Linked DNA regions of Homo sapiens: region 2 is linked to region 1. Evidence: read pairs that join two places in POLR2A ChIA-PET (ENCODE). Cell type or tissue: GM12878. All regions are shown on one strand. Each heading gives the region's core, and the rest is flanking DNA. Links, peaks and the distances in the headings are about the cores only. Region 1 holds the start of ERC2-IT1 (ERC2 intronic transcript 1). Region 2 overlaps ERC2 (ELKS/RAB6-interacting/CAST family member 2).

What was found. ChIA-PET counts read pairs that join two places held together with the same protein. Peaks named below come from ENCODE experiments on the same cell type or tissue, not always from the same donor. Only the 100,000 strongest peaks of a DNase experiment are listed, where the experiment ranks them.
Region 2: POLR2A ChIA-PET joins it to region 1 with 5 read pairs; 3 of 35 experiments call an interaction of 5 or more read pairs at or near these places.

Annotation. Positions count from the first base shown.
Region 1 is chr3:55,649,156-55,665,522 of GRCh38, reverse strand. The region is part of intron 17 of ERC2 (ELKS/RAB6-interacting/CAST family member 2); the gene reads left to right. ERC2-IT1 (ERC2 intronic transcript 1) reads left to right here and starts at 6,054. Exons shown (of 1, transcript NR_024615.1): 1 at 6,054-8,317. RefSeq lists enhancers at 514-1,014, 6,540-6,659, 6,700-6,899. In GM12878, for the core only: no CTCF peak of the experiment used is centred there; DNase peaks (open chromatin) are centred at 3,789, 4,232, 6,682, 7,012 and 1 weaker place; H3K4me3 peaks cover 974 bases; H3K27ac peaks cover 2,621 bases.
Region 2 is chr3:55,547,478-55,563,844 of GRCh38, reverse strand. The region is part of intron 17 of ERC2 (ELKS/RAB6-interacting/CAST family member 2); the gene reads left to right. Among named protein-coding and RNA genes, the nearest start is that of ERC2-AS1, 52 kb to the left of the region's middle. RefSeq lists an enhancer at 7,897-8,398. In GM12878, for the core only: no CTCF peak of the experiment used is centred there; no DNase peak of the experiment used is centred there; H3K27me3 peaks cover 178 bases.

The sequences.
Region 1 (16,367 bases), core at 2,658-10,657:
GTCTCCTTGTGTCCAAATTTCCCCTTCTTATAAGGACAACAGTCACCTAAGATCAGGATCCAAGATGACCTCATCTTAACAAATGAGATCTGCAACAACCCTGTTTTCAAATAAGGTCACATTCTCAAGTACTAGGGATTAGGATTTCAACACATGAATTCTGAGGGGGCACAACTCAATCCATAACAAGATTCTATGAATCATTTAAAGGTTTCTTCCAGCCCTGAAATTCCTTGCGGAATGGCTGAGATCTGAGTAGCTTGGGGCAACCAAATAATGGAACCCTGAGAACAGTGGAAAGAGCGCTGCTTGAAGAGTCAGGAAATGTGCTACTTGAGGAAAGTGTCTTGATTTTTTTGACTTTTAAAATCAGTTTACTTGATTATGTGTCTTCTCTGTCCTGTGGGGCTGATGACGGCTACCTTCTACACCTTCACCGCGCACCCTCTTCCCAAAATTATTCTGCAGACTGCAGAAGAATGTGGCTGTAAAGACACCTTGAAGCTTTCAAGGCTCTGTCTCAGTGTGTTATTATTATCCCCATTATTTATAAGGAATAAGGCGAAATGTTGACTCCCGTGTGGGGATTCAGTGTCTGTTAACAAGGCCTCATTTCTCCATCACTGCTTGCCTCTCTCCATCAAATGCAGACCTACTGCTAAAGTTTTCAAAAGCTCCCTGCGTTGCGAGATTTGAGCAAACTTGATCTTCCAGGTTAAACTTAAATATTGTTTCCATTTTGAAGCCTGTCATGTGGGTGTACCACAAAGAGCGTTTGGTTTCCCCACAACCTCGCCTGAAGCTCTGGGCCGCGGTATGTAGGCAGTAACAGAATACTAGGAAGAAAGAGAGAGCCTGAAATGGATCCTTGGCTCTCAGCCTGTGCAGAGACAAAGCAGGATGTAAGTAAAACCATTACTTCTACCTCCTGATCAAAGGCGAGATGGTAACCCAGCCCCTCCTCCCCACCACCCAGCAAGCAATTAACACCGCCTGGCGTCTCCTCTGCAGCGATGGCGGTTCGTGAGCTCGGGCTCAGGAGTGGTTGAAAGTGGGGGTGCCCTCTGTGCCCAGGTTGAAAAATGTGCGCATTTGCGAACAGAATGTATGACGAAATGGGGAAAACACAGAAACCAAGCTTGTTGACAGCTTACTCTTTTCATCTACATTTGATGCAGAGTGAGATCAGAATTTGCCAGTGGAACTTAGAAGGTTTGTATCACAGGAATTAAGTAGACTCAAGTCGATTTTGCAACCACCTATAAACTTGTTAAATACAGATTCTGATTCCATTAGGTCTGGGTGGAGCCTGAGATTTTACGTTTCTAACAGACTCCCAGGTAGGGTTATCAGATTTAGAGGGGGGAAAAAAATAAAAGGCTTGACATCCAGTAAAATTTGAATTTCCTATATTTTATCTGGCAACTCTTCTCCCAGGCAATGTTAATGCTGCTGGTGTGTGAACCACCCTTTGAGTGGCAAAGATGTACATCATAAAGACATAAAAACCTGATGAAAGTATAAGGCTGAGTTAGTGGCTGAGCATCTGGTACAATTTACAAACAAGCGCGTAGTTTACAGAATAGTCGCACTGCAAAATGTGACTTGGCTATAGGCAGAGACAAACCAATAGCAGCAAAGAGTGTGTGTACATGGTTAGAAACAGGGTTCCTTGCATTCCTAGGCTTAGAGTCCTGGGGGACAGTGTGGTACTCATGTTTGCTTTATATATTTATTTACTTAGCCACTTAGTTAATATTGGTAAATCCAAAGTAAATTTAGAACTATAAAAGTAAAAAAAGATTTTTTTAAAGAGCTAAAAACAATGCAAAGTTTAATGTTGAGGGCCTTGAAGAAGGCATTTTGCCACATTCTGCCTCCCTTTCCAACTTGCCCTCCGAAAGGAAGGGGCCACTGTAATTCCTCCTGCAGCTCAACCCTGATAGGTGATCTGCAGACGAGGTGGGGGCTGGGGCATAGGTTTACAATGACATTTGACATGCAAACCCAAGGGTCTGTTTCTTTGAAGCTGAAAGAACTGATTCTAGCTCCTTTGAGGATACTGGGCAACCAGAGTGGCCACTTACAGATTGCCAGAAAGTTGGCACTGAAAGGGAGCTTAGCCATCATCGATTCTAGCCCCACTTCACTGATGAAGGGGCAGCGCTGCAGACAGCAAGTTCCTCCTCCTCCGAGCCCCTTTCTCCTCTACTGGCTGCTCTGGCAGGTACATTGGAAAAGCTTTATTCCAGGGGCTGTGTAGGGTTAGGATTTAGTTTTTAAGGTCTGTTTTTTGGGGAATTTTTTTGTTTGGTTCTGTTTGAAAGTAAAGAACGATTGTCTAATTCCAAATCTTACTTGCCTGTATTCTGTAATGGAAACCATCTCCCTTCCGTTCATCCATTCTTGACAGTGGGTTGAATCTTGTATATATGTCTCCTGTGATTTTAGTAGGCTTGATTTATTTAATCAAAGGCAGATACCAGACTTTTCCCAAATTTAATAGTGCCATTTGTTTTATTATTCAAGTATTTATTGAGTACCTTCTATGTGCGAGGTCTGTGGAAGGTCACAGCCATCCAGAAACTAGAAGTTAAATAGCCCTCTCTCATTCAGCATGTCTCATCAGGACTTGGCTCTACTGTAGCAATGAATAAGCATGGAATTTAAGCTGAATTGCTCAGAGGTTAGTCATTTTAGCTGTTTGGCCGGCCTTAATTTCTGAAACATCAAATAACATCATATTTCAAGTCCCATTGATAGATAACCTATATGCCCCTACCCTTAGTAATATGTCTAACATGGTATTTTTCACCCAATTCTTTAAAATAATCTACATTCATGACTCAATTCTCATTATAAAATATTTAAGCTATATTGAAGTAGACAACTTAAAACCTGAATGTCTCCTTCACTCTGTCCCCCAACTCTACACTTCTCCCCAGAAGCAATAGACCCCAATTAATTGGTAGATATGTCCTTTGTCTGCATTTACAAATAATGCACACATAATTCATTTAACACAAATTAGATTATATTATTCAGCTTCTTCTGTGATTTGCATTTTTCACTTAACAGTATGTCTTGGTAAACTTTCCGTTTCAATATATATAGACCTACCTTATTTTCTAATAGCGACAGAAGTATTTCATGGAATTCCCCTGCCAAGGTTTATTTTAGCCACTCACAGTTAATGGGCATTTAGATAGTTTGCCATGTTTTGCTATCACAAACAAGACTGCAGTAAATAATTTTGTGTATATGCCTTTGGGCGTATGTGCAAGTATTTCTGCACAATAGAGACCCAGAATTTTAATTTTCTACATGAAATAAATCTGATAAGCTGATAAGAACAGGATTGGTTGCCAATTGGCAAATACATTCCAATCTGAGTCTTGAGTTTCCCAGCCCACGCTGTCCTGTTTGTGTTAATGCAGGATTGCCCCCAAGAGTCCTCCCTGTTCAGACCCTGCTGGCTGACAGTTTGAAATCTGGAGTTCAGCTTCATATATAAAAACCTTAGCTTTGCAATATTTAAATTCTTAAATACCCTAAAATGGTATGGACTTTATTAAACAGAAAGTGAAAAAGGGAAAATCTAAGGGAATTTCCCTGATAAATGGATTGAAAAGTCCATATTTAACAAAGCATTAGTCTCCCAGGAAAGGAGGTGGGCCCACTTTTTTTTTTTAAATAACCTTTTCACGTTTTTCTTCTCAGCTAAGCCAACTCCACAAATAGCCCAAACTAAACACGTAATGACTGTGCTGTGTTGAGATGTGTTTTGTTTCAGATTTTAAAATGCAGCAAATAAGATGTGATAGGCAGAATCTAAAGATGCCTTTCCAAGATGCCCATGCTTTATTCAAACACTAACCAGGTACTGGACGAAGGGACTTTGCAGCTTATCTTAAAATAGAGAGAGTATCCTGGATTATGTAAACGGACCCAATGTCATGACATTAGCCCTTAAAAGTCGAGAAAGAAAGTCTAAGAGTCAGAGTGGTGCAGTGGAAGAGGGAAGGGGAGAGATTAGGCAGCAGAAGAGGCAGAGAGGTCCCAAGGGGGAGGAGAGGAGAGACGAGGCTGTGATAAAAGGAAAGGGGCTATGAGCCAGGGATTGCAGGTGGCCTCTAGAAGCTGAGAATGATGCTTAGCCAACTGCCAGCCAGGAAAGTCCCACAACCAGACGGAGCTGAATTCTGCCAGTGACCTGAATGAGCTGGAAAGTAAATTCAGCCTCAGAGCTGCAAAAAAGATTGCAGCCCTGTTGACACCTGGTGATTTTGGCCTCATGAAACTCAGCAGAGAATGAACTGAGCCGTGTTGTGCCAAAATTCTGACCTACGGAACTGTGAGATAATAAATAGATATTTTTTAAAGTCACTAAGTGTGTGGTAATGTGTTAGGATAGCAGTAGAAAACTAATGCACAGACGAGTTGAACCAACATCTGTGTGTGAGACTTGGCCCACAGGACAAGCTGGTGCATTTTTTACTTTCTAGCAACTGGAGCAGGGTAAGGGCCCAATGTTATAATATGAAGAAGACCAGCTTGCATTTTCTAGGTGCTTACCTCATTTTAGGTGCTGTGCACGGTACTTTATGTGCATTTCTTACCTTGTTCTTCACAACAGCCCTACAAGGATTTATGCTTTTATTGTTATTATCCCTGTTTTATAGGTGAGGGACCTGATTGAGGCTCACAGAGGTTAGCTACCTGGGCAGGTGTCACATGGCTTATTAATGGCAGGGCTGGGACTCAAACCCATGTCTGTGGGACATCATACCCAAGTCTGTGCACATAAGTGCTGTACTTCACAGTGCACCACGACCCCAATTAAATATGAAGCTAATATGTTTCCATATACAAAATTGCTGATATTTAAACTCCTGCTAAACACTCACAACTAAGAATGCCTTTCATCACATAAAGCCCTTTAACCTTGTTTTAATGCCCTTGGAATACTACACCACTAGGTGCTGAGCAAGGAGAAAAAAAATCAAATTTGGATGGTCAAGGAAATAGGAGACTCCCACGCCACCCCCGCCCCACCCCCCAGGTTCTGCAAGCCAAAGCTCAGAGCACACTCTTACATTTCTCTTCAAATCCTTGGAGGTCTCACTTGCTCTAGATTGTGTCAAAGATTGTGCCCCTTCCCTGCACCAGGCACTCAATTCCAGGGGTGGAAGTTGTGATGGAGACATTTTTATAACTTGGACATAAAGATCAGGAGCCAAAAGGAATATCAGGTGGAACAAATGCTATTGCTTACATTTTATCTGGAGGTGGGGGTGCGGGTTGATGTGCCAATTTGCTCTCAGTTGCATGTACAGAAATTGTGACCTCAAATTCAGCCAATGGAAAGTCTGAGTATGAACATTCACATTGTTCAGACATTTAACAAATATGAACTGAGCTTCCATAATGTGATGGGGTTTGCATGAGAAGCTAATGATGCAGTAATGAATAAGGTGAGTTCCATACTCATAGATCTTCCAGGCTCCATTACTCCAGGCTAATGAAGGAAGCACAGAAAAGCAAGCAATTTCAGGATAGTATAATAAGTGCTGTAGTGGAGGAGGCACTAGATGCCTAGAGCAAATATGGGAGAGACGCCATACCGAGATTCAGAAGCCAGAAGTAGTGACCCTTGAGCTGTGGCCTCACGGATAAGTAGGAGTTGGCCAGGTACAGAGGCGGCAGAGGAGAATAGCCCAGCCCCAGGGGATGTCATGATGTAGATCTGATCTGGGAGCCTACCTATGTCCATAAATACATCTGGAGTATAGGAGGCAAACAGGCTATCGGTTGAGACTGAGGTCAGAAAGCCTTTCTGCTAGTTTTTTGAAGAGATTGAACTTAATTATAAGGGGACTTGGAAACCATTGAAAGAAAAGGCTGAGCAGTGGCATGGACGGATGTGGGTGCTTTAGAAGGACCCCTCTGGTGGAAGAGCCAAGAATTGATGGAGGGGAGTGAGTGGAGCACAGAGACTATTGGGACCTGAGAGAGGTGGTAGGGGGTAGAAAGGAAGGGTGGGGAGATCAGGGATGGGGAAAAGCAGCGGGATTCCAGAGCTATCTGAGGAGGAGGGGCCACGGGGTTTGTTCGTCTGGTGGAGGGAGAGAAGGGAGCCCAGGATGACAGACAGCCAGGCCTGATTTGGCCAAATCATCATGCAAATATTATTCTGGGCTGACAGGCCCAAGTTGCAGTCAGCAGAGGCAACACGGGCTTATAATTTGCCATTTGTGAATGTCCTGAGGACTGGAGAATCAGCTAGGAAGCAAATCTTCCTTCTGCTGCATAAGACAGCCAAAAGCACCTCTGAGGATAGGCATCTCAGGGATTTCAGAGCAGGTAACGCCTTTTGGTTGTTTTGAATATGCTGACAGAAGAACAAAAGCTTTCAGGAAAACAAAGCCCAACCCCTTAATGAAACAGGAAAGGATATACAGTTTCAAATGCTTGCTTGCTTTCCTTGTTTTCTGAGAAGAAAGATGCCTTGCCTGTTGAAGGTGGCAGATGCAGGTTGCTCTGTGGGCCTCGGGAAGGTTCACTGCAGCTGTCACCTGCCCAACCCACGTGTCCTGAGGCACTGTGACATCTTGACAGGTGTCCTGACTCTTGGCCTTGACATGTCCTGTCACGCCTGCCTGTCAGCTGGGACTGGGCTTGGGGAAGAGCTTGTGGGCCTGGGGCCTGGTAGTACTTGCTTAGTTAAACATCTGTGGCTGCTATTTCCCTGTCACAGGCTGGCAAGTCAGAACTACTCAGATTCACTTGCACAGCAATGGTCCTTCAGTCTTCTGATTATGTGGCTCTGCAACAGGGAGAGGGAGATATTCATGAGCAAGTGTGCAAAATGCATTTAATGCCTGCTAATGGTGTACAGCCATCCATTGCTTTGGTCTGCCCAGTGTCTGTCTCCCTATCTTTTGATACCAGGGGCCAAGTTTCTCTGGGGAATTCCTTTCAGTTTTTGCAGTTCTGGGACAGTTACCCTTCACCCAGCACTATGTCAATATGGGCACATGACTCAAGCCAGCCAATCAGAGTTCACTTTCCCTAGACTTGGTCACTCAGAGGGAGCTATCCCTTAGGCCACAGTGATTGGTTCAGAAATGGGCACATAATCAAACTAGACCAATGAGTCTCAGTTCTGAAATTTTGAGTTAAGATTGCTTGGAAAAAGAACTGTTTACTCTATGGAAATAGAAGCTGGAGTGATGAAATTTGGGGTACCGGGAGCGACAGGGCCATAGTGAGAAGAGAACCCTACCTGAAAATGAAGTCAGAAGGAAAAGGAAAGTAGACAAGAATGATGGAGAGAGAGGCAGAGACAGATCCCTGAAGACATCATTTAAGATCCCGAATTCACCTGTGCCCAAAGCCAGACTAGTCCTGAATGATTTAGTTACAAGAACTAATAAATGCCTTTTTCCATAAGTCAGTTTGAGGCCAGATGAATAGAAATTGCATCCCTTATTGAGTCCTGGCTCAAGTCAATTTAGCAAGCATTTGTTAAGATCCACGGTGGGAGCTATACCTCAGAGCTCCAGGGAGCACAGGAGGTGTGCTACAATCACAGCCATTGCCAGTATTGTTATTATTCCATTTATTAGACATTTCAGACACTCCTCAGCACTTTACACACATTATTTCATTTCACCCTTTGAGCACATCCTTTAATTAAAAATTGTTATCTACACTTTACAGGGAAAGAAACCTAGACCAGAGAAGTTAAGAAATACATCCAGGGGTGGGTGCGGTGGCTTACACCTGTAATCCCAACACTTTGCGAGGCCAAGGTGGGAGGATTGCTTGAGCCTAGGAGTTGAAGGCCAGCCTGGGAAACATGGCAAAATCCTCTCTCTATTTTCAAAAAATACAAAAATTAGCCGGGCATGGTGGTGTGTGCTTGTAGTCCCAGCTACTTAGGAGGCTGAGGTGGGAGAATTACCTGAGCCCAGGAAGCAGAGATTCCAGTGAGTTGAGATCATGCCACTGCATTCCAGCCTAGGCGACAGAGTGAGACCCTGTCTCAAAAAAGAAAGAAAAAAAGAAATATGTCTAATATAGTAATAATAGTGACAGAGGATGTGAGTTATCGTCTACACACTGGCAGGCAAAAGAGGTTACTTCCTCCCATCTCAAGGACTTGGAAGTAAGGGAAATAAGACTGTACACCCAAGAAAGCAAAATGGAATAGATCGGAGTAGAGATCTGCCAAGTTGCCTTACAGAGCCAGGACAGCTTCCAGCCAGCCAGGCTAGATCTAGCTGCCTGAATGTATTGACAGCAAAAAAAAAAACAAAATGAAAAAGGGTATGTCAGGAGAGGTGTCAGCCAACCATGGAGGCAAAAGCGGGGGAGTGAAAGAGGAGGATCTTGGGGATGCCCTTCATACCACTATCCAGGAGATGGGTGTCATAGCCACGGAGCTTCCCAGTGGCCAGGCCATCTCTAGGGGGAGATGAGAGGGAAGGTGGGGCCAGGAATCCAGCAGTCACTCTTTCCATCAAAGCCACCATCCTGCTGTGGAATAGTTCCCCAGGGCCTCTTAGCCTGATGCCCTTACATGACTACTTCAACCAACATCCCTAGTTTTGAGGATGCCATTCTTCTCTTCATCGTGACCCCTTCTACTCTCTTTTAAAATTATTTCTAGGCCTCTTCTTCCCTAGAGGCCGTGTCTATGGGAAGGGGACTGTGCTTGCCACAGTTGGACATTCCAGGTTCTGCAGTGATAGTTTCATATCATTGTAAATTCAGCTGGCCTTCGGAGTCTAACTTGGTTTCCCCTGTGACTTCCTACAAGAAGAGACTGAGTTGGTCAGAAGCTAATGAATCTTTTGGTCTATACATCTTTCAGAGTTCTCCTTATAAGATAATCACAAGGTCTCTATTTTGTAATGCTAAGGAGACAGGAGCTGGCTACTCTGGAGGCTGCCTTTTTGGAGATGTACTTCTTCTGTGGCCTGACAAGGAAGGTTTCAGAGCCTCCCGGACTCAAGGCCAGGCCTGGGTGATGGCATAGCTACCATGTAAAGTGCATTCTCCACCAGGAATGGTGGCTCATGCTTGTTAATCCCAATGCTTTGTGAGGCCAAGGTGGGAGGATTACTTGAGCCAGGAGTTCAAGACTAGCCTGGGCAACATAGTGAGACTCCCAGCTCTACAAAAAATAAAAAGTAAAAACAAAACAAAAAAAATAGTTGGAAGTGGGGGTGTACTCCTGTAGTCCAAGCTACTCAGAAGGCTGAGGCAGGAAGATCACTTGAGACCAGGAGTTCAAGGCTGCATGAGCTATGATTGCACCACTGCATTTCAGCCTGGGTGACAGAGTGAGACTTTTTCTTCTAAAAAAAATTCTTTAAATCAAAACTCAGAAAAATAAATAAATAAATAAATAAATAAAGTGCATTCCATGGATATACCTGTGCCCTGGATGAGAGGGGCCAAGCAGCTTTGCAGACAGAAAGAACACCACAAATTTAAACTGGAGTCCCAGCTTCATTACTAGCTAAGTGGATAAGTTTTCCAACTCTTTAAGGCTCAGTTTCCTCAGATAAAACATGAAGAAAATAATAGGATCTGCCTCCCAGAGTGGCTAGAAGACTAAAATGGAAAAGAAAAGAATGCAAAGGGTTTAGCAGGGCACCTGACGTGGTTGCACTCATTAGCTGTTAGTGGCTCTCTTCTTGCTGATATTTTTGCATCCTGGGATGAACACACATCCCTATCCACATACTTTTCTATGTATGATCTAGGCCTGAGTGTTCCATACAGTGACTCAGACCCTCAGGAAGGCAGGGAGTCTTGGAGAAAGAAGGCACCTGGCCTTATAGGTGGCCTGGCTGACCCAGCAACTATCCATAGGGTCCAGTCTGGAAATGTCAATGAGGGAAATGGGCCAGGGAGGCTTGGTTAGAGGGGCATCACAAGTCAGCTTCAGCCCCACATGCCATAAGGGAATGCAAGCTCAGTATAGCCATATCTGTGCCATTTTTCAATAGAATCCAAGAATCTAGATTTATTTATGATAGCAACTTATTTCAATTCTTTTAAACACTCTGCAGGCCCAACAACCAGCCCAAGTGCAGGAAACAATCTTGGGGCTCCTCTAATTTTGATCCATAATCTAAGGGCTGGGCAGAAATAGGTAGGAGTTTTCTGAGTTTGGGTTCCTGGAAGCAGACTCTTCTTTGTACTACATGACAAGGATGTAGTACAAGCTGTCCTTGGGGGATGTGTTCCCAGGAAACATCAATAAGGCAATGGGAAGGCAAGCCAATAAAGGGGGAGTTGTCAAGCCACCACTGTGGGCAACTGGTGACTGCAGCTTAGTCCTGCTGTGGAATGCTGGAGGCTAGTGTGGAACCTGAGTCATCCCACTTTAGGGGTGAGGGAGCTGTGATATGTGTGTCTTCATTCCTGACGGTCATCGGCCGAGGGCTGCTCCAAGGGGCATCAATACCCTCACACTCCTCACCTGCCACAGGCCTGTATAGGGTGAGCCTTAGAGGCCAGGGAAGCCCTCAGGCAAAGGCATGCAAGAATGGGCAGTTAGAGGTTGGGCTGCATACACTGAAATGGTCGAGCCTAGCAGGCCATGGAAGGGGCACCCACAGTGTCAATGAGAGACAGGCAGAGGAAGGAAGCAGGTCACCACCACCCACTGCATTAATAAATGTCCAAAACATCCATCTAACCTGGCAATTAGGGATGGATGGCAAAGGTCCTCATACTGGCTCCATCTGTCCTGTCAGAGGAGGCTTCCAACACATGCCTCCGGTCTCCTTCTCGTGCCAAAGCAGGAGTTGAGGCTGGAAAGAGATGTGAGCTCCTTGCAGGAATGTCTGCTGGCCGCGCTTGCCTCTAGAGGCTCTGCCTGTCAATTACAGAAAGATCTGCGAGACTCCATTCTCCTCTGTTATCTTCCACCGCAGTCTCCAGTGGCAACTCTGCAACCGTTTTCTGCAGAGTGGTTCAAATTGTTTTATATCTCCTTAGCTGCCAAGTACAATGTCATAAGCAATAAATAAATAAATTGTTGGCCTATATGGAAAGCATATTTTGTCCAGATGCATGCTTGAAACTTCAGCTCTGAAACAAGAAAGTCAGACTGGAAACCACATCCTCAAAGCTCAGGAGAAGTACACACAGAAAAGCCATTTGATTGGCAGGTGCTACCACCCAACACTGGATTTGTGTCCTGCTGATAGGACAGACAGTGCACCTTCTGAAATGCTGAGCATGTGAGGTGATACAGTTTGCTGGTGTTCATGCTTAGCATGGGTGGCCCTGCTAGACAGCCTGGAATGAAAGAGGAATCAAGTTTGGAGGATGACTTAGCTGAGGAGCTGAGACCTGTGTGTTTCTTTTGATCTCCTCTTTACCAGCTGGGTTGGGGCAAGCCTTCCTCATCAAGAAGGCTGAGTTCAGCATCCTTTTCTGGAGTGCAAACTGTTTTCCCAGCTATCTGGGCCTTCTTGGATGCAAAGAGCAAGGGCATGACAATATGTAACCAGGAATGAGGAGGAAGAGGAGGGAGAACTAGATAGCTCAAAATCAGCTGGGCATGGTTTAGCTGGCTTAGCCAGCCATGAGATGGAGCGGGCATTCCAAGAAAGAGCTGGGGCCAGCAGGTAGATGATCTGAGGAACAAATATGGCCTTGATGGCAGTAATCACCATAGAGAGCGCACCAATAGTGACTTGGACTGCCTGGGACAGCTGGCTGGGAACACTTTTAAATGTCATTTTTATCACTTTTTAAATTAAAAATGCATATGCATAAAAAGTTAAACAGTCTAGAAGATGCATATAGTGAAAAGTGAAAGTCCCTTCTGCAACATCCCCACATCTATGCACTCTGTCATTCCAGAGATTCTTCCAGGCTTACACACACACACACACACACACACACACACACACACACACACACACACACTTTTACCAGGTTTGAGATTGTTCTATACAAATTATTCCACAACTCCCTCTTTTGCACTTTGTGTATTGTGGACTTCTTTCCACATCGGTATAATCTGTCATTGCTTTGTGGTGCTCTTTTGATAGATTATAATACTTTGTTAAAATTTTTGAGGTGACTTCTCAGATTGCTTTCCAAATTGCCAGCCTATGGTGTTTGCAGTTGTTGCTGTGATCACTATTGCAAGTAAGAGTAATCTTTTATTATCTTACCTGTTGAATGCAATAGAATTAAAGTGAACTATGGAAAAATTCATGAAAAAAGTGATTACAGAAATGATGATTTTGAATATGCACTTACACACATAAAATATATATGTATGGTGTAATGAAATTCAAGAGAGATATTGGGCTGTCTGAATAAAACTAAAGATGTCACTTCTATATGTGAGTTATTTTTCTTGAATGAATTCCTTCACCTACCACCAAGATTTAGTTTGAGGCTTGTGTGTGTCCCTTGACTGGCAGCCCAACTTGGTAGATGAGTGTGAGACTTCTGAAAGATACTATATAGATGGTTAAGAATAATCTAAGCCATGAACTCAGACACCAATTCTGATACTTTTCAGTACACAGTCAGTGCGCTCAACTGTCTGTGCCTCAGTTTCTACATTTCTCAAAACAGAACAATAACATGTATTGGTTTTTTTTTTTTTTTTTTTTTTTTGAGACAGAGTCTTGCATTGTCGCCCGGGCTGGAGGGCAATGGCGTGATCTTGGCTCACTTCGACCTCTGCCTCCCGGGTTCAAACGATTCTCCTGCCTCAGGAGATTACAGGCACCTGCCATCACGCCCAGCTACTTTTTTTATATTTTTAAGAGAGATGGGGTTTCACTATGTTGGCCAGGTTGGTCTCGAACTCATGACCTTATGATCCACCTGCCTCGGCCTCCCAAAGTGCTGGGATTACAGGCATGAGCCACCTCACCCGGCCAACGTGCACTTCTTTGGGTGGTTGACAGGAGCAAAAGAGAGAATGCATATGAAGCCCTTACCTGGCATGAAGTACCTGCCCAGCAAATAGTGGTTAGTAGAGTTAGGAAGAGGTATGTGATCACCAGCAGACAGCAGGCATCTGGTCAGGTGTGTGTGCCTCAAGGACCTGGTCTGTAAATGTCCACCTTTATAGGTGCTCACTCTCTTCTCCCAGCCAAGTAGTTGGGGGAAAAAAAATAAAATAAAATGAATGTAGACTAATGTCAAAAGTCAATAGTCAACTAAAACTGTTCCAGAATGCCTCAGGTTGTCGCAAACCATCAGCTATTACAGACTAGAAACAGAACCTGCTTTCCAGTTGTAGATGATAAATAAACACAGTGCACTGCCCTTTACAACGAGCAGCTATTTTTTTAACCCATGCAGATGTGTCCTATTTACATTTAAGCTGTCACACAAATTAGCAAAGGCCCACAGAATCTGAAAAAAGGCAGGCCTCAGAGCCCAGAAATGTTCGCAGGAAAGGAAAATGGCTTATCCCGCTCCTCATTGCTGTGGTGGCACAGTCTTGATAGGGATTGGGAAGAACTGAAGAGCTTTTCTGGGACAGCAGAAATGTTTGCTGACCAAGCAGGCTTTGGAGCTAATCTACAAGGCTGGGTAAAATGAAATGCAACAGCATTCCGAGCTGCTGGGATTTTGCCTTTTTTGCAATCTGTGAAAAGCCTTGGACCTTTAACAGATATAAAAATCCCCTCATTTGGTATAAGCCTGTGTGTGGCAGAATGAGTCTAATTAAAAACACCAATCAGAGAATAATGGATGATCCCCTGTTTCTCTGAGGGTAAGATTTCATTGACAAAATACTTGTTTGGCTATACCTAGTAGACTTACTCCTTATCAAACCACATGTATGGACTGCTAGAGGGAGAATATGAAAGACTGAGCCACATATTCAAAACCAGTAAGGGCTGGGTGGGGCAGTCTTCAGAGGTTTTTCAATCTCTTTCATAAACTAAAGAGATAAAGGTTCAGAGAAGCGAAAGACCCAGTTCAAGATCCCCCAGCTGAAGCCTGAGACTAGAACCCAGGATGTGGGGCTTACACAAAATCAGTGTCCGCTCGATCACATGGCTTCCAGATGATGTTTCTCTTGGGGAAGGCCCATGGACAGGAAGATGTAGACAATTTAATGTAAGCTTTAAAACTCTTATGGCTGAACTTTCCTGGAGAGCAAACAAAGCCCTGATTGTATGAGTCCAGAGAGAGTTTGGTTCTAGACGAGCAATTCCTTAATTCTCTAAGCACTGTGGAAGACCTACAGAGGGCTAGCCTCTGGCGGAGGCTGTGGACTTGCAGAATGACATGCACAGGTCCCTGCCCTCACAGCAGTGAGGGCAGACTGGCATATAACATCCTATGAGAGGCAGGCCAGGTGCAGTGGCTCACGCCTGTAATCCCAGTACTTTGGGAGCCTGAGGTGGGAGGATCACATGAGGTCAGGAATTTGTGACCAGCCTGGCCAACATGGTGAAACTCTGTGTCTACTACAAAAAAAAAAAAAAAAAAAAAAAATTAGCTGGGTGTGATGGCGGATGCCTGTAATCCCAGCTACTTGGGAGGCTGAGGCAGGGAGAATTGGTTGAACCCGGGAGGTGAAGGTTGCAGTGAGCTGAGATCGCGCCACCGCACTCCAGCCCAGGTGACAGAGCCAGAGACTCCATCTAAAAAAAAAAAGAAAAAAAAAACACCCTATGAGAGGCAGACACAAAGGCCGTAGGAATACAAAAAAGGTGGCTTTTCAATTTTGCCTAGGTGATTCATAGAAGGCTTTATTTGACATGGACTTTGAAGGGGTAAGCAGGCTTTTTTTCTGGAAGAGAATTTCTTCATTCATTTAATTGAAGTTTAATAAGCACCTACTTTTTGCCAGTCTTTGTGCCAGGTAAACAAGCAGTAAATATGAAGCAATAAACAATACTCTGCCCTCATAGATTACCTTCTCTCAGGGAGAGTCAGAAATTAAGCAGATAAATGAACAAATAAGTAAGATGATTTTAGACAGTGGTAAGTACAAAGAAGGAAATGAAGGGGAAGAGACCAAGAGGGGAGGATGTTGCCTCAGACGAAATAGTTTGAAGGGCTGATGTGAGAAGGTGACCCTCGGATGAGAAGGAGCCAGCATGAAGCAGGCCAGGGTGGTGATCATCAAGTGAGATGGGGGGAGAGATGGTAGATGAAATTGGAGAGGTGGGTGGTATCCAGTGTGCACTGAGCCTTAAGTGAGAGTCAGTAGACTGAATGTTCTAGGAGAACTGGGGAGCCTTGCGAGGACTCTTTTTGCAGGGAACGCTCTATGAATAAGGAGGCAGAGAAGCATGACAATCACCGTGGTGGGGTGGGCGTTTCAGTGGTGGATGTGGGGCTCTCTCAAATGCCAAGTAGTCAACCTGAATTCTGACAAGCCTTTCTCTTTCCAGTCATAAATAGCCAGGACCAAAAGACAACACAATCCTCTGTTTCACAGTGAGGAATCAGGCTTGGAGGGTTGGAGGCACATGGCCAGCAAGGGCAGTGGAAGGGCTGAGCCGGGATTCAGGACCTGGGACCCAGAGCCTTGTGCCCCTCCCTGCCGGCCCCTCTGCCTCCTGGCCCACCTGCATGTCTTCCAGCGACGTGGATTTAAAAATCCGTTCCCCATCAGACATTTCAGAGAGGCTTTTACAGTTTGTTTTTAGAAGTGTGTTAAAAGGCAGTCACCTTGAATGACTTCTGCTTGACAGAAGTGTCAGCATTGTCACCACCTATTCCAAGGAGCACTGGCACATGACGGGGGTGCCCTGGCTCCATGGGGAAATGAGGAGGAGGGCAAAGAGCTGTTCACCAGAGCTAGCATTCAGGTTCAGCATAGCTCCTCACTGACTGTGTGGCCTCGAGAGAGTCTCATCTTCTTCACCCTGCACCTGCACTTCTTTATGTATAAAACGCATACATTGGATTGGGACAAAGGCATTATTTTAAAAAATTATTGGCCAGGTGCGGTGGCTCACACCTGTAATCCCAGCACTTTGGGAGGCCAAGGCGGATGGATCATGAGGTCAGGAGTTTGAAACCAGCCTGTCCAATATGGTGAAACCCCATCTCTAGTAGAAAATACAAAAATTAGCCAGACCTGGTGGTGCGCGCCTGTAGTCCCAGCTACTCGGGAGGCTGAGGCAGGAGAATTGCTTGAACCTGGGAGGCAGAGGTTGCAGTGAGCCAAGATTGCACCACTGCACTCCAGCCTGGGAGACAGAGTGAGCCTCTCTCTCAAAAAAAAAAAAAAAAAAAATTCAGCGTTGGATAACTTTGAAAGAATCAAGTTAAACAGATTGTCTATGCAGGACTTCTCAGAGCTTTTGATGTGCTAATGAGCACAGTGTGACTCCTAGAGG
Region 2 (16,367 bases), core at 5,534-13,533, 100 kb after region 1:
CAGGCAGGAGTGGCTCTGTTGGCAGGCACAGCTGGTTCTCAGATCTCTCTGCCTCTGTCTCTGTCTATCTCTCTATCTTTCCATCTCTCCCACCCCTGTTGCATTCATCTCTCTTCTCTGCTTCTCTCTGCATGTTGGACTCATTCCCTTCTACAGGAAGCTCCCTTTAGATGGCTGGGGGAAAGATAGAAATTTCTCCACGTTCCGTGGCCCTTTCTGCTTTGGATTCTGAAGGGATCCTCTGTCACTGTCTCTGTCTCTCTCTCTCAGTGTTCTCTTATCAGATCTCATGGAAGACTCAAATGGAGCACTTACCCAACCTTGAACCCATCACTGTGACCAGAGGTTGAGTAATCACACTGGCCAAGTCCCAGTTGGGAGCCCATCCTGGGGCTGGGAAGAAGTAAGTTAGTTTCTTCATGCTTGTGACAAAGTGAAGAGTGTCCAGGTACCAAATACGTGAGAGCAATTGATTATTGCAGATATGGTCCTTGAAGTAAAAAAAAAAAAAAAAAAGGAAAGACACTCAGGATGCATACTCACCAATTCTTCAGCAAAATTCTCCCAGAGGAGCAGAATTCTGATGGCCACGCAGAGGGCAACAGTCCACCTTACTTACTGCTAAGAAATGATTATTATTTCTTTTTAAACACCAATGAAGGTTTTAGAAGCTCAGCCTTCCAAACAGCACCTTCATCCTCTTCATATGTGTACAGTCTCTCTGGTATCTGGAGCTGATATTCAGGCCTTTTCCTTGTACATCAGTTGCTGTTTATTTGGGATTCATGTGTTTCTTTGACCTTCTGTGCAAGGTTGATGGATGGGTTTTTAAGCATCTTTAAATGAATTACAATATATGCCAAACTTATATTTTTGTAATATTTCTGCCAAACTGGACTACAGTGGATGGCTTATTTCCACATTCCTTTGGAATGTGCATGTTCATAAAATTTTACACCTGTCAGTTGGCAATTTGCCAACATTCATTTGCTATCATATCATGATCTTTTTTTTTAAACAACAACAAAAAAATTTAAACACAGGTATTAGCATGGACAGAAATGTCTTCCAATAGCATGTCATTTTGAATGTCTTAGAAAGATGGGCTCCATAAAAGACCGTGCAGCTGGAAAGAAATGAAAAAAAAAGAAAAGGGATGGGAGGGCAATTGGGCTGGCTGAGCTTGGTGTTCTTTGGTGTTGCACAAACCCTCAGGCCACCAACCTGGGAGGTTGTTTTCTTTGCAAGCAGAGTATGCAAAACACTTGGACTTTTCTTATATGGCATCCCAGACTCAATTAAACTGTATTTACTTCTTCTATTAGCTAAGATACTTAGTTTCAAGTGACAAATACTCAACTCAAATTAGCTTAATTAAAAAAGAAGGCAGCGGGCCAGGCACAGTGGCTCATGCCTGTAATCCCAGCACTTTGGGAGGCCTAGGGAGTTGGAACACCTGAGATCAGGGGTTTGAGACCAGCCTGGCCAACATGGTGAAACCCCGTCTCTACTAAAAATACAAAAATTAGCTGGGCATGGTGGCGGGCAACTGTAATCCCAGCTACTCGGGAGGCTGAGGCAAGAGAATCGCTTGAACCCAGGAAGGTGGAGGTTGCAGTGAGCAGGGATCACACCATTGCACTCCAGCCTGGGAAACGAGAGCAAAACTCCGTCTCAAAAAAGAAAAAGAAGGCAGCGGGAGAATTTTTCAGCTTAAAGAACTAGAAAATCCAAGGACCTATTGCCTTGAGGTATAGCTCAATCCAGCAGCCCAGGCGATGCTATCAAGATGCTGTATTTTCTTCTTCACTTGGCTTTCCACTCCTTTAGGTGGGATTCATTCTTAAACTGCCTTTCACATTGAGGTGGCAGGATGGCTTCTGTCAACTCCAGGCTAGCATTCTACAATTCCACAAAGAGATAGCCACTTTTATGATGGTTCCAGTGAAAATTCAGGGCAGACTCTCATTGGGCTGGCTTAGGTTCTGTGCCCATTCATGACTTAATAATATGGCATGGCCAAGGGGATGCTGCATTTTAATAGACCAGGTCTGCTCACATGCTCCCACTCAGATGGGTCATGGACTGAGAGTAGACCTTGGATAGTTTCCCAGAGTAAATTGGGGGTGCTATTATTAGAAGGGAGGATGGATACAGGGCAAGAAAAAAAGCGAGTAGCCCACCATGCCTACCTTTCTGAAAAGGGCAGTGGGGAAAATAGATACACAAAAATGCCACATTCATTCCCCATCAAAATTAGGGGCAGAGAATTTAGGGATGAGGATTCTAGAAGGACCTTACAAACTGTGAAGACCAGTGATGTGCAGGCATGGTTTAGCTTTCAGTTTCAAATTAAGTTCTGACAAATGCCCATAAATGCCTTTGAGTGAAATGAAGCTAGAGGACTTGGAGCCCCGTTTGCCAAGTCTTCCCTCTTACCTACCCTCTAACCCACAGAAATGCACCCACAGCCTCTGAGGGGTTTCTGTGGGCTTCCAAAAAGTAGATATGAAAACCTCTGAGCTTGTCCAAAGCCATAATGGACACACGGAAAAAATGAAAAACCAGGGAAGTAAAGAAATTTGCCAAAGGTCATATAGCTTGTCATCTTCCATGGTGATAGAAATCCCAAGATGTCTGATTTCTAGCCCAAAGTTTTTCTTCTTGCTCTTAATTTTTTTTTTTTTTTAAAGAAAAGCAGCAGTAGTTTGGTGAGCTTTCTGCTGTGACTGTGCCGACATCATCTAAAGCTTCTGCCTGAACTGGTGAAGCCATGTTTGCCTTTGGCCATCGATATATTGATGAGCCAGTCTTTCAGGTTTCCCAAGCCATGAAGAGGAGGTGTGGAGGGCCCTCCCCAAAAAGGCCGAGTCTTGTTGGGAGAAGAGGTTCCGTGTACTCACTAAAGGAATATTAGGGGCTTACTGGGCCAATAATCTGCCAAGACAGTGACCTAATATTCTGCCACCACAGTGGGTTTCTGATCATTTAGTTCCCCTTTGATCAGATTTCTAACCTAGGTTGGTAAGATTTTTGGCTAAATGACAGATTTTTCTCATTCTTCGCTGAAATGTATCCAGTTACCTCTTGTTGTATAACAAATGCCCCCAAAACTTGGTGGCTTAAACAACCATTTTCTTACATATCAGAATTTTATGGGTCAGGAATTCCATCAGCACTAAGCTGGGAAGTTTGACTCCATGTGGACACGGAGTGTGGTCCCTCAGTGATACTTAGCTGGTGGCTGTCCTGGGTTGGAGCATCCAAGATGGCTGTAGTCACATGCCAAGGGCCTTGGTGGGGTCAGCTGCAGGCTGGGCACCTCTGGGACCCTCTTCTCCATGTACTCTCAGAGCCTCTCCTGTGGTTTCTCTCTGGGTAGTGCAATTTCTTACATGGCAGCTTAGGGCTCCAGGAGACCAAGGTGCATGGGACAGACCCCTACAACAATTATCAGGCTTAAAATGTCAATAGTACTGCAGTTGAGAAACCTTGCTCCAACCTGACATTCTAAGATCATTTCTTGAGCAAGAAATAGCCTTATACTAGGGGCAAAGTTCAGCAAAATGTGGCCTGTGAGCCAATGTCAGCCCACTGCCTGTTTTTTTAAGTAAAGTTTTATTGGAACACAGCCACACCTGTTCACTGACCTATGGCTGCTCTTGAGACATAGTGGCAGAGCTGAGTAGTCAAGGTCTGCAGGGTTCCTCACCACCATGCTTTCCTCTGGCCCAAGAAGCAAGGGGCTGCTGAGGGTTTTCCTGGAGCTAGGAAGGGCCTGGTACTGCACTACTCCGGAGAAGTACCTTGTCTCTGGGCTAAAGTTCCTTCAGCAGCCCAACCAAGATAACGGCTCCTTGCTCCCACCTTGCTCCAAGGGTAGGGATGGATGAGATAATGTCTGAGCAGCCCCTGTGGGCTCCTTCAAGATAGCATGGCCATCCGTACGCTGTGGGCTAGCGCTCTGTTTCCCCAGAAACTGATGATTCAGCGTGAAATATGGTCTTGCCTGGGGAGAAGCTGAAACAGGCCAAAGCCTGAGGTCAAGCCCTTGCTAGAAAGGAAGGATTAAAAAGAAATTAATCTCTCTTGTTCTCTCTTTGTTCACATCTCCAGTGGAGAGAGGCCAAAGGCAAGGAGGACATTGATGGATAGACTGAGGGTGTTGTCCTCTGAGGCCGCTCCATGGGGAGTTTTGCAGGGATCTAGGTTGCACCCCTGACAGTCTAGCCCAGCACAGTGCCCAGGCCCCATCCATTGGGGACTTCCAGTCTTACTTCATGGGCCAGGTCTCTTGGGGACACATGTGTTGTCTGATGTCACTAATTTGATTTGTAGCATGGTGGAAACCAACAACTTAGTTGCTAAACAGATAGCTATTGAGACCTAAAATGAGGTAGAGAGGTAGGAACCCTGAGGTTGTGAGTTCTGGATTTTACAGGCACCTGGAGCTATGGCTTCAGTCCTGCCCTAGGAGGGCATGGGCCTTAAGTGCATGCACACACTACTCTTCACCACTTTGGGTGCTTTCTTCTCAGAGCTACACTCCACAGATGCTTCCTGAAATCAGAACCTCTGAGTTGGAGAACCATTGCTTTCTTGGAAGGAGAAAAATGTGGAAAAACTTTCAGAAGGCTCAGGAGTCAGGAAGAAAGGCATCTCTGTGGTCCAGGCCCATAGGGAGATGCTGGACTGGTTTAAGGGAGCATGAAAAAGGGAAAACTGGTTAAAAGGCCATGCCCTGCTCCAGGGAAAACCAATACCCAGTTGGAGCCACATGCCTTGGTAAATCCCAAGGTGAGGGCTCCAGCATCTGGGTCTCCTGCTCTCTCAGCCTGCCCAACTGTGTCTCCAGACCTTGCTGTGGGACTAACATGTTTTGCAAAGGGAAATACTAATGCCTCCCTGCAAACTGTACCCACTTTTGGTCATCTGCATCTGAGCCCTTCTTCCTGGAGGATCACAGAATAATGATGGATCAAAAGTTTGACATGGAAACCACTGTTTACCCCTAGATCTATAACATAGTCTGTACTTGGGAGATCTAGCTTGGATCTCAGAGGAGAATTTGGCCCATTATGAGGCGCATATTAAAAACATACCCCAAAGATGTAAACTCTCAGAAAACAGCATTGCAGCAAAGCATAATATTATTTAAAATCTGGGCCAAAGGCCACACTCACAGAAACCTCTCTGTAACTGTTAGGGATACTAGAAAAGGAATTATAGTCATTTGATGCACATCAGACAAACTTCTGTTAACTTCAGAGCATTGCATCTGGTTGGCTGGCCACATTTACTCCAGCCTCATGTCCACTTTTCAGGAAATGAATTGCTAAAGAGGAATTCAGTGGCTGGAGCATCTTTTGGAACTTGTTTTATTCATCTTTGAAACCACAGATGTTTGCAACTTTTGAGGTCTTGCTCCTTGGTTATTTGGAGTGACGTTTTGAGGTCAGGGTTTCTGCAAATATAAGAATATTTGGGACCTTATTTTCCCCACTCTGGGTTCTTTTATTCATACCTGCATTTCTGAAATATTTTTAAGCCATCTATTACGTGCCAGGCAGGATACTAAGTGCTAGAGGTGGGCAAAACCAGACATTGTTCTACCTATTAATAGTAGGGCATTTAGTCAATTGGCAAAGACAGACGTTAATCAAAGGATCACATGAATGCATTAACTTGCAACTGTGACTAGGCAGAGAGGCAGGACAAGTTGCTCTGAAATCATATGATGGTAGCTCATGTTCATTCAGTGTTATCTGCCAACACTATTGCCATTATCAAGCCTCTCCGTTAATTAGCCAATATTACAGATCAGAAAACAGAGGCACAGAAAGGTCATAAAACTAGTAAGCACTGGAGCCAGAATTTCAACGCAGGCATTCTGACTCTGGAACCCTTGTCTTTAACTCCTGTACTGGGAGGCCTTGAGCCCTGGAGGGCCACGAGCAAAGGCTTCTATGATGAAGTGGCAATTGAGTTGTGATCTAAGAGATAAGTTGGAGTTGCTTAGGTAAAAGGGTGGTGTTCCAGACAGAGAGAACAGCATGTGCAAAGGTCCTGTGGCTGGAAGCCATAGGGAATGCAGAAAGCAGAGGGGGCCATGGAGTGAGAAGAGGTTGGCAGGGATCAGACCATGTAAGGTTTTGACTGGAGTGCTCCTCCCAGTCTTTTCCCAAATGGATTTTTGCCCATGTGGCATGGGTTTATGCTGGAAGCAGACTTTGGAGAGTGCCAACTGAGCTGTTTAACTTTGAGTGGCAGTAGATCTCACATGGCAACTACTTAATATATAAAGGATTCCCCCAAGGGGTGGCCAGGAGAAGCAAAAGCTAGAATCCTTTGCAGGCTGATATCTGTTGTAGAAAACCCTTCCCTCAGCAACCCAAGATGACAGAACTTCAGCCAGAATATGGCTGCAGTATAGAGACAAAGACATTTGAGGTTCCCTGAGAGGAAGGGAGGGCCCTGGCCAGGACCCTGCAGAATTCCTGATGTCTGCCCTTTGTTTCCCCTGGTGCTTGTCTGTCAACACGATGTCTGCCATTCTAGAACATGTCTCTCTCACCTTTGCTCACACTGTCCCCTCCACTGGGGGGGCCATCTGCCACTTTCCACCCCAAATTCTGCTTGTCAAATTCCAGCCCTCTTCAAAGCAGTGCTACGAGCCATCTCCATGAATCCTTTTCCTGGCCTAAAGCCAGAAGAAGGCTCTCACTCCTTGTGTGTCAGCAGAACTTTTTATTCCCTGCTCACAGCATTTGTCATATTTTTTCTTTATATTACAGTCACTCAAACTCATGTCTCATCTCTCCTAAAAGATTGTAAACTCTGGGTCTATGTGTGTGTCTGGTATCCCATAGTGAACAGAGTGCAGTGCCAGGCATGTAGTAGACTTGCAGTAAATAATTGTTTGATCTTACTCATAGCCTTTGCCTCTTCTCTATCCCCTATTCAGCTCTTCCCTTTTTCAACTCTTTCATTTGCAAGCAAAAAGAAAAACCAGCTCAAAATCACTTAAGCAAATGAGAAGATTTATTGGCTTGTGGAATTAGAAGATTGAGACCCGCCTTCATGCATGGTGGGTCCCAGGGGCTCAGATGATGTGGTCAGGAGCTATTTGTCTCCACCCTGAGTCTCTCCTGTCCTGCGTGTGTTGGTTACCTCCTCAGGCTCTGTTGGTAGCAAATGGCTGCCAGCCATCATCCTTCCAGATTCAGATCCACAAGCAAAGAGCAGGTGCCTTTCCTGCAGTAGTTCAGCAAAATTCTCAGCTCCTCTCACTGGATTTGATTGAATCACTGCAGGCCAGAGAATGTGATGCTGTGATTGGCCAAGTTGAGTCATATGCTCTATGTCTGGAGCTTATGGGGGTGGTGGGAGCTTCTGGACAGAAAGTGGAGGAGGTGGGAACTTGGTCTGTCTTCCTGGAAGTAAGGTGAATGGGGGCTGTGGAGCAAAACCCCGTGCCTAGCAGGCAGTAACGTGACTCCATGTGGGGCACTGAGAGGCTGTAGCTCTTTGCTTTTGAAAGGCTGCTGTTGACATTGTTAGAGTGGAAATATCCATGCAGTGAGAGAAAGGGTACTCAGGCCTAGATTTTAGGTCCTAACCCTCCTCCCCAAAGACTAGCAAAGGAAATCCCCTGATTTTTAAAGCTGGATGAAGAGTTAGGAAATGCAGTCACGTGAGTCCTGGAGGCTTTTTCCCTGCTGTGTCCTTCTCAGCCAAATTGAAATGTTTGTTTCCAAGGGAGGGCTTCCATCCTCTGATTAAGGAGGCAGAGCTTCCTCCTGCCCCGGGAGTTTCCACAGCCCAGTGTACTTTTCATTGTGATGGTCTCTGGGTGCTGTGAGCTCAGTCGTGGGGCTTGGGGGATAGGCATTTAAGGTTCCTCAAGTCCCTGGGTACAGTCACTTTGGAATTATTGAATGGGCTGCTCTTTCCTGCTGAAATCTTTCCTCGGTGACCCGTTTTCTGAGCGAGCAGCGCGGATTTCAGCAACTCCACAGGTAGAGAGGGCACTGGAAAAGCTACCTGGAGACACTCTAGAGCTGAGCACAGGTTGCTGATTAATCTGCTTCTCTGCCTGGCCCGTCAGCTTCATGAAGGCAGGGGCCTTGCAGGTTCACTTGCCGTCACACTAAAGGCTTCATCTCACTTAACTGTGGCAATGATTCTTGAAGAACCCAAGACAGAAAGTTTAACTATTTTGCCCACATCACCCCAGTGGTAAGAGGTTGATCCAACCAAGTTGTGTGACTCTACAACTTCTGCTTTTAACCATTTTGCTGGGCAGCCTAATTTATTTCTGAGACGTCTGTGACCCTCCCCCTAACATTGCAAGCGGCCCTGGTACCCATTTCTCTTTCTGGAAGACGCTCCAAGCATTTGCTCTGGTGTCATTTGAGAGTTGGCCATGATGAGGAGATGCTGTTTCCTCACCCAGGTCTTGCTCAGGACTCAGCTTCACTTGCAGGCCTGTTGCCTTTCTCAATTTAAAGCTCAGATGTGCTCAAGCTGGGGCCGATAGGGTTTCTCCACCGGTCAAGACAACGAAAATGCATTTCTGGCATGGTTTGAATTAAACGAGAATTTCCCGTTTTTCATAAACATTTACAGTAGTTGTGGATGCAGAGTTGAAAGGTTTAGGGTTTTGGTGTTTAATTAGAAACAAATGCCCTTTATGGTCCTTTTAGCAAGGGCGGCATGTCTCAAATTATTAGGATTATTCATCTTATTTGTGCCTGCATTTTGATTTTGTTTCCACTGCTCTCGGTGCTGACTTCCCCAAGGTGGCTGGGCGTGGTGGTGGGAAATGGGATCCTCAGAATCGCTGGTGAAGTTTCTGTCTGAGAGCCAGGGCTCTGGGCTGGCTTTGGGCCCCACCTCACAGGCAGCCCAAGGCCCCCTCCTTCCTTTCCAGAGGCTGGGGTAAGCTGAAAGCTTAGCGGGCAGAGCAGCTGCATCCTCTCTTGGGGCCTGGGAAGAGAGATATTTGCCAGCCTTGAGAACCCAGGTGCTCTGAGATGAGGCTGACAGTGCCCCTAGGCTGAGCCCTAACTCTTGGTTTAAAACAAGGGCAGCTTGCAGCACGGGGAAGGGGGGAGGGGGGAAGGGACACATGCATGGGAACCCAGCCCCCTGGGAAGCAGCAGAGAGGACTCTGAACCATGCAGTTTGCAAATGTCTTTGTTTTGTCATTAAGGAAGGTTTTGAAGCTGTTTCTGAAGAAGAGGAAAAGGCCATTCACAGCAGCCTGAGACCATCCACACCCCAGGAGAGGGTATCATCCATTTGGTGTCTCCTAAAAACAGGCCTGTGTCTCTTGTCAGAGTTCCTAGGAGTCCGGCTTCAGCCTGGCTACTCACTCCTTCAGGTCCCGTCTGCACCTCTGTCTTGAAAGCAACAGACAAAATGGAAGGACGGAAAATGCCTGAAAGGCCTTTCTACTTGTTAAGGATGTCATCAGCTCCCATAAAGCAGTATCTTTGAATATTTGGTGACAAAGAGGCCATCTTTGGTCTCAAAGAGGTTTTTTCATAAACAAAGAAGTTTATGAAAAAGCCTTTTAAAGCCATTTCAGTCTATGAGTCTCACTTTACAGATGGAACAACTGGGGCCCAGGAAAGGGAAAGCGCTTGCCTTCATGGATGGTAAGATAGTCCAGGTCGTCTACACCCTAGAACACCGCATTCTACCTCAGTATATGCAAAGAATTATGCAAAGATGTGTATTATTTCCTCTCAGATGTATTTAGATACTTCATAAAAGACATTGTTTTCCCTAGTTAAGCCTAGGCAGGATTACATTATTTCCTCCATGAAACAGTTCTAAAGGCACTATTCCATAATTCACTATGGAAAATTTGGAAATTTTAATAAAATTTGAAGAAGAAACTAAAAGTCACTCATATTCCCACGTCCTAAAGTTAGTTCTATGACTATTAACATAGTCATTGTTTCCAATTGGCTTTTCTTACTTAGAAAATTAGACTTGAATGATGCCGATGCTTGGCTGTGAGGCTTAAGCCTCAGTGCTGCCATTTCTTTTTTTTTTGAGACGGAGTCTCACTCTGTCACCCAGGCTGGAGAGCAGTGGCGCGATCTTGACTCACGGCAAGCTCCACCTCCCGGGTTCACGCCATTCTCCTGCCTCAGCCTCCCCAGTAGCTGGGACTACCGGTGCCCGCCACTACGCCCAGCTAATTTTTTGTATTTTTAGTAGAGACAGGGTTTCACCATGTTAGCCAGGATGGTCTCGATCTCCTGACCTCATGATCTGCCCGCCTCGGCCTCCCAAAGTGCTGGGATTACAGGGGTGAGCCACCGTGCCCAGCCAGTGCTACCATTTCTTAACCATGAACTGGGGCCAGTTCCTTAACCCCACAATACCTCCATATTCTCATGGGGCTCTTGTGAAGATTAAATAAAATTCTTAATGTGGGGTGTTCAGCATAGTGCCAGTGCATTTTAATAACTTGCTATTGTTATCATCATAAGAAAAATAGAAAAATCTGGACCTGACGTGGTGGCTGATGTCTGTAATCCCAGCACTTTGGGAGGCTGAGGCAGGTGGATCACAAGGTCAGAAGTTCAAGACCAGCATGGCCAATATGATGAAACCCCGTCTCTACTAAAAATACAAAAATTAGCTGGGCATGGTGGTGTGTGCCTGTAGTCCAAGCTACTCAGGAGGCTGAGGCAGGAGCATCACTTGAACCTGGGAGGTGGAGGCTGCAGTGAGCCGAGATTGCACCACTGCACTCCAGCCTGGGTGACAGAATGAGACTCCATCTCAAAAAAAAAAAAAAAAAAAAAAAAAAAATCTGGAAGCCCCACAATAATAACGACACAGAAATTATTAAGTTAGAAGACCCAAACAAAATGAGAGTAAGGTAGAAGAATGATGACCAATTACTCAACAACTCAAGAAAAGAACTAATTCAGTCGGTTGGTTTTTAACCCTATTTCCTTAAATCCACTGGGACAATTTTAAAAAATATATGTATATATTTTTAAGGAAGAGATTATTAGAAAGCAACAGAAAATGAGTCCCTATATCTTCTCCCTAGAGGAGAACTCCATTTAAATGTTCTTAAACCAGCAGAAATTATATGAATGCTAATGTGAAATTGTAAGATATAAATGCTAACAGGGCATTTTCAGGGGTTCCTTTCTTTTCTCCTTTTTTTTTTTTCCTTTTTTCCAAATTCTCTGGTTGGGGTTAGTTACACCCGGCTGTTTTAATAGAACAAAGTCATATAATGAACTTTTTCACATAAAGTGCATTTTTTCCATGATTCACTCACTGTACCTTGTTTACGCAGCTTGTAAACATGGTAGATTAAATAGGTTTCTTTCTCTGGTGTGCAAAAGTCCAGACGCCTCAAAGCCAGGGAGGAAGAATGAGGGGGAGGAAGAAGGGAAAAGAGAAGGAGGAGAAAGCAATAAATGGATGGGGAGCAGGCGGGTGCAACATGAAAATGAAAACAATGTATGGCCATGGAAAAACAGAGAGCGCTTTGCTGGAGTGGAACGTGCAAGTCTTTTTCCCTGCCCCCAACCCCACCCCTGGCCAAGGTCAAGTTATAAACAGACGTGGCTGGGGCATAGAGGAAACTTCTTTCTAAGACTGTGGAAATTGTCTCACAAATCAGACCTCACCTTTTGGGCATGCCGATTGGGCCTACACATCAGGAAGCCTCCTCTCTGCACTCTGAGAGGCCAGGTTTCTCACAGTTGAGGACCGAGCTAGCTCTTAGAGGTGCGGGGTTCTATGGGCATGCCTTGCAGTTGGATAGCTTGACTTATAAAGTAGGTTGGGATAGAAGGATATAGGGCCTGGGGTATGTTTCAAAACACTTCACCAACAGAAAAAAAGAAAAGAAGGGGGCCAGCTGGAGCAAATGTAGCAATTTCATTGATAATGGCTGAATCTGAGTGATGGGTATACAGAAGTTGTGATGTTTAATTTTATGTGTCAACTTGACTGGGCTACAGTGCCCAGATAGTTGGTCAAACGTTATTCTGGATGTTTCTGTGAGGATATTTTTTTGGACGAGTTTAGCATTTAAATCGGAGGACTTTGAGTAAAGCTGATTACCCTCCAGAATGTGCTGGGCTTCATCCAATCAGTTGAGGCCTTCATTGAACAGAGACTAGGGAGGAACCCTGCCAGTGGACTGCCTTTGAATTTAAATGTTTCCCTGGGTCTTCAGCCTGCCAGCCTACCCCATCAGATTTTGGATTTACCTCTAAACACGTGAGCCAATTTCTTTTTGTTTTTGTTTTTGTTTTTTGTTTTTTGTTTTTTTGAGACGGAATCGCACTCTGTCTCCAAGGCTGGAGTGCAGTGGCACCGTGAAAACTCACTGCAACCTCCATCTTCTGGGTTCAACCAATTCTCCTGGCTTAGCCTCCCGAGTAGCTGGGATTACAGGCACCCACAACCACGCCTGGCTAGTTTTTGTATTTTCAGTAGAGACGCGGTTTCACCATGTTGACCAGGCTGGTCTCGAACTCCTGACCTCAGGTGATCCACCCGCCTCTGCCTCCCAAAGTGCTGGGATTACAGGCATGAGCCACCGTGCCCAGCAGCCAATTTCCTGAGATAAATCTCTCTCCCTCCATAATATATATATGTGTGTGTATGTATGTGTGTATATATTCATGTGTATATATATGTGTGTATATATGTATGTGTGTGTATATCTATACACATATACACACACACACATACTGTTGGTTCTGTTTCTCTGGAAAACCATGGCTAACACAGAGGCTTATCATGTTATTTCTTTCTTTCTTTTTTTTTTTTTTTTGAGACGGAGTCTTGCTTTGTCACCCAGGCTGGAGTGCAGTGGCGCGATCTCAGCTCACTACAAGATCTGCCTCCCAGGTTCACGCCATTCTTCTGCCTCAGCCTCCCGAGTAGCTGGGACTACAGGCACCCACCACCACGCCCGGCTAATTTTTTGTATTTTTAGTAGAGATGGGGTTTCACCGTGTTAGCCAGGATGGTCTCGATCTCCTGACCTCGTGATCTGCCCGCCTTGGCCTCCCAAAGTGCTGGGATTATAGGCGTGAGCCACTGCGCCCGGCCCCTATTTCTTAAATTATATCTGTTTGAAAATTTGGAAATCGGGCAGACCTGTAGTCAAATCTTCCCCCATCTCTTACTAGCTGTGTGACCTTGGACAAGCCACTGACCATCTCAGACTCTCAGTCTTCTCCCCATCCCCTGCAACAAGGAACAATTCATAACATCCATTGTTATGAATCCATATTATGAATAACAATTCATAATATCTCATTGGGTGTGGAGAGAATTACATGAGGTAGATGTTACCTAATTCACATATTTATTTATGCATTGGTTCAACAAATAGTTACTGCACATCATCCCTGGTGCTGGAGTTGTGACATTGAATACAAAGGGCTGATTGCCCTGCCCTCAAGCAGCTTACATTTCAGTGAAAGAGATGGAACTAAGTGAGATAATCACACACCCAAACATACAAGCACAAATGGGAATAAGGGCTTTGAAGGAAAGGACCATGATTTTATGAGAGATGAATATGACCAAGAATGGAGGCTTCAGGGAGGGCTTCCTGGAGGCAGTGACACTTGAGCTGAGGGGAAACAGGTGGTGCAAAGGCCTTAAAGAGGGAGGGAATGAGGCAAGTATTACTGCAAGAAGGTTCAGCAGAGAGGGAGGGAGCATGAGCCCAGGGAAGGTTGCAAAGGGCAAAGGTGCACAGGACCAGGCTAGACCAGGTGGGAAGTCCTGTCAAAGAGTATGGTCCAGACAATGTGCAGTAAGAAGCCACAGAAAAGTGTCCTATTAACATAGTATTTCCCCTCTCTCTCTCTCTCTGTCTCTCTCTCTCTCTCTCTCTCTCTCTCTTGTGTGTGTCGGGGAGGGGGGTTGGGGGCAGAGAGAGAGAGAGAAAGGAGGTGGTGGTGACCAGAAGCAGCTGCTGTTGCTGTTTTTACCATCCTCACTACCAAAACCATGTACTAGGATGCTTCAGCTGCTGCAAAGCTCGCTGAGGACAGGGCCCTGTGCATTAAGCCTATATTTAGAAAGTTCATCTTTTGAAAGCAGGCAACCACCCAGAGAGGACTGCCAGCAGACAGCAGTCTAGGCCACAGGGCTTCCATCTTGTGCCATGTACTTTCTCTGGCACCTTGACCCAATCATTCTTAGCTCTGAGCCTCCGTTTCCTCATCTGGAATAGAATAATACCTGATATAACAGCCTTGCAGAGCAGCTGTGAGTTTATTGATATCAGAGCCCATGAATGTGGAAAGGCTTTGAAAACGTACAAAAGCACAGGAAAAAAAAAAAAAAAAAAAAGGTAAGGCGGCATTTGCTCCGCATCTGGTTTCCATATTGTCTCAGGCATTTTGTGTTCGGAGAGCTGCCTGGGAGACAGCTGCTTAAGTTCCAGGTTTAGGCCTCAGGGTCCCCAGTGGTGAAGAGAAGAATTTCTGGATAATAAGAATAACCAGGACATGGTATTCTACCCTTCATAGAGGCCTTTTTTTTTGCAGGAGGGACCTCATTTCGTCCTCACAGGCTACTGGTGGAACCATAGGACAGGTATTGCAAACACCATTTCATAGAAAGATCAGATGCTCGAGGTGATAGGTTCTTTGAGTCAGTGGTGAATCCAGGACTCTAACTCCTGTCTTATGCAGCCAAATTCAGTTCTCTGTTTAATACACACTCTTTTTCTGTAATAAATAAGTATGGATTATGGGGTTTTAAAACCGGAGTTACTTTAGAGATCAACAGATGCATTTTGTTTGACCTGCATAGCACGGTGTCTTACACATCTGATTTTGTTGCCAAGATGTAGGAATTTGGTAGTTCACATAAAACTCTAGGTTTGGGGTTTCTCTTTTGAGAAATGAAGGATCTGGCTGCTGGAGATCTCCATTTCTGAAAAACAACATTGGCTGGAGGGAGAGGTGGTGGCTGTCTCTTTAGTTGACCCAGGAACTCTCCCAGTTTGCCTGCCACCATGCCTTCTACTCCTAAGAAGCCTGCCTGGTACCCATGTGAACAGTGCACATTTGGGACCCCTCATCTAAGCCACCCACGTTATTAAAGTAGAAAAACTGAGTTCCAGAGAAGCCAAGTGGCCCATCGAAGGACACCCAGCTTTTGATTGTCAGAACTGGGGTAGACAGAGAATTTGGATGCCTTCTCTCCAGCCCCGCCCTTGGCCATGCTTAGCTCCTTGCTGACACACGTATGTCTGTGTGGCTGGGGTTTTTCCCTGCCCTTGTTTTCTAGCCCAGAAGATAGGGACTTAAGTGAGAGCAAGTGTGGCACATGGGGCAATGAATGGGCAAATTAAGAGTAACTGTGTAGACACATTTAGAGGGGAAAAGGCCATGTCTCATTTGCAAAAAACCCAGATCAAGCCACACTATTTACATCTCCTGTAACAACTGACCAAATAGTCAATTAGTAGAGTAATTCCAAAATGATTTATTTAAATTTAATCTGAAAGGAGAAAAATTAATGTATCGTTGGGAGACGAGCACTAGGTCCTTTTCAAACAACTGCTATGGAGGGCATTGCCCATGTGGCATGTTTTGGGAGGACTAGATCTCACCCACAGGCATTCACATCAGCTGGTAACCCCTGGAATGTAGGGGCCACAGGTCACTTCAGCCTGGCATTCAACAAGTGCATCTAAAATCCTTGTGATTTTTATTTGGAGGAGACCTCCTGCTGTCTGTGAAACTGGCCACCAGCTGCTTCCCCAGCCCCTATTGTGGACCAGCCAGATCCTCATCAGGCATCTTCAACTCCGGGCTAGACCTGACAGCCTGAAGAAGGCCCCCTGGCCCTGTCTCATGGGGGTCCTCTGGAGCAGAAGGAGGTCTGGATGGGGACCCAGGAAAACTGCTTGTCTCCCCAGCTCTACCCCAACTAGTCCAGCTCTGCTGTGTGACCTTACGTCTGCTGCTTCCCTTCTTTGGACCACAAGTGTTTGTTGAGGGTCTTATAAAACGCTTTTAGTAGCAAAATTCTTTCATTTGACAATTCCTTCAGAGAGGATGAGGAACCCAAGCTTCATTCCCTATATTTGCAGCACTGAGGGTTCCTAAGCCCCCACCTCTCCTCCTCCCTAATAGAAACTGCACTAGCTTTTTATTTCTCCCCTGGTCTCTGAGACTTCCTGGGGACTGAGCAAAGCTCTCCTACGGCTGGGGGTTTTGTGTGCTACCCCACGGAGGAAGCGTTCATCTTCATTATTCTAAAGAGGAGCTGCCGGAGCAACAATGAGACATTTTATGAGAAAGAAGACCTTAAACTGGTTTTCATTAAATGTGGCTTGA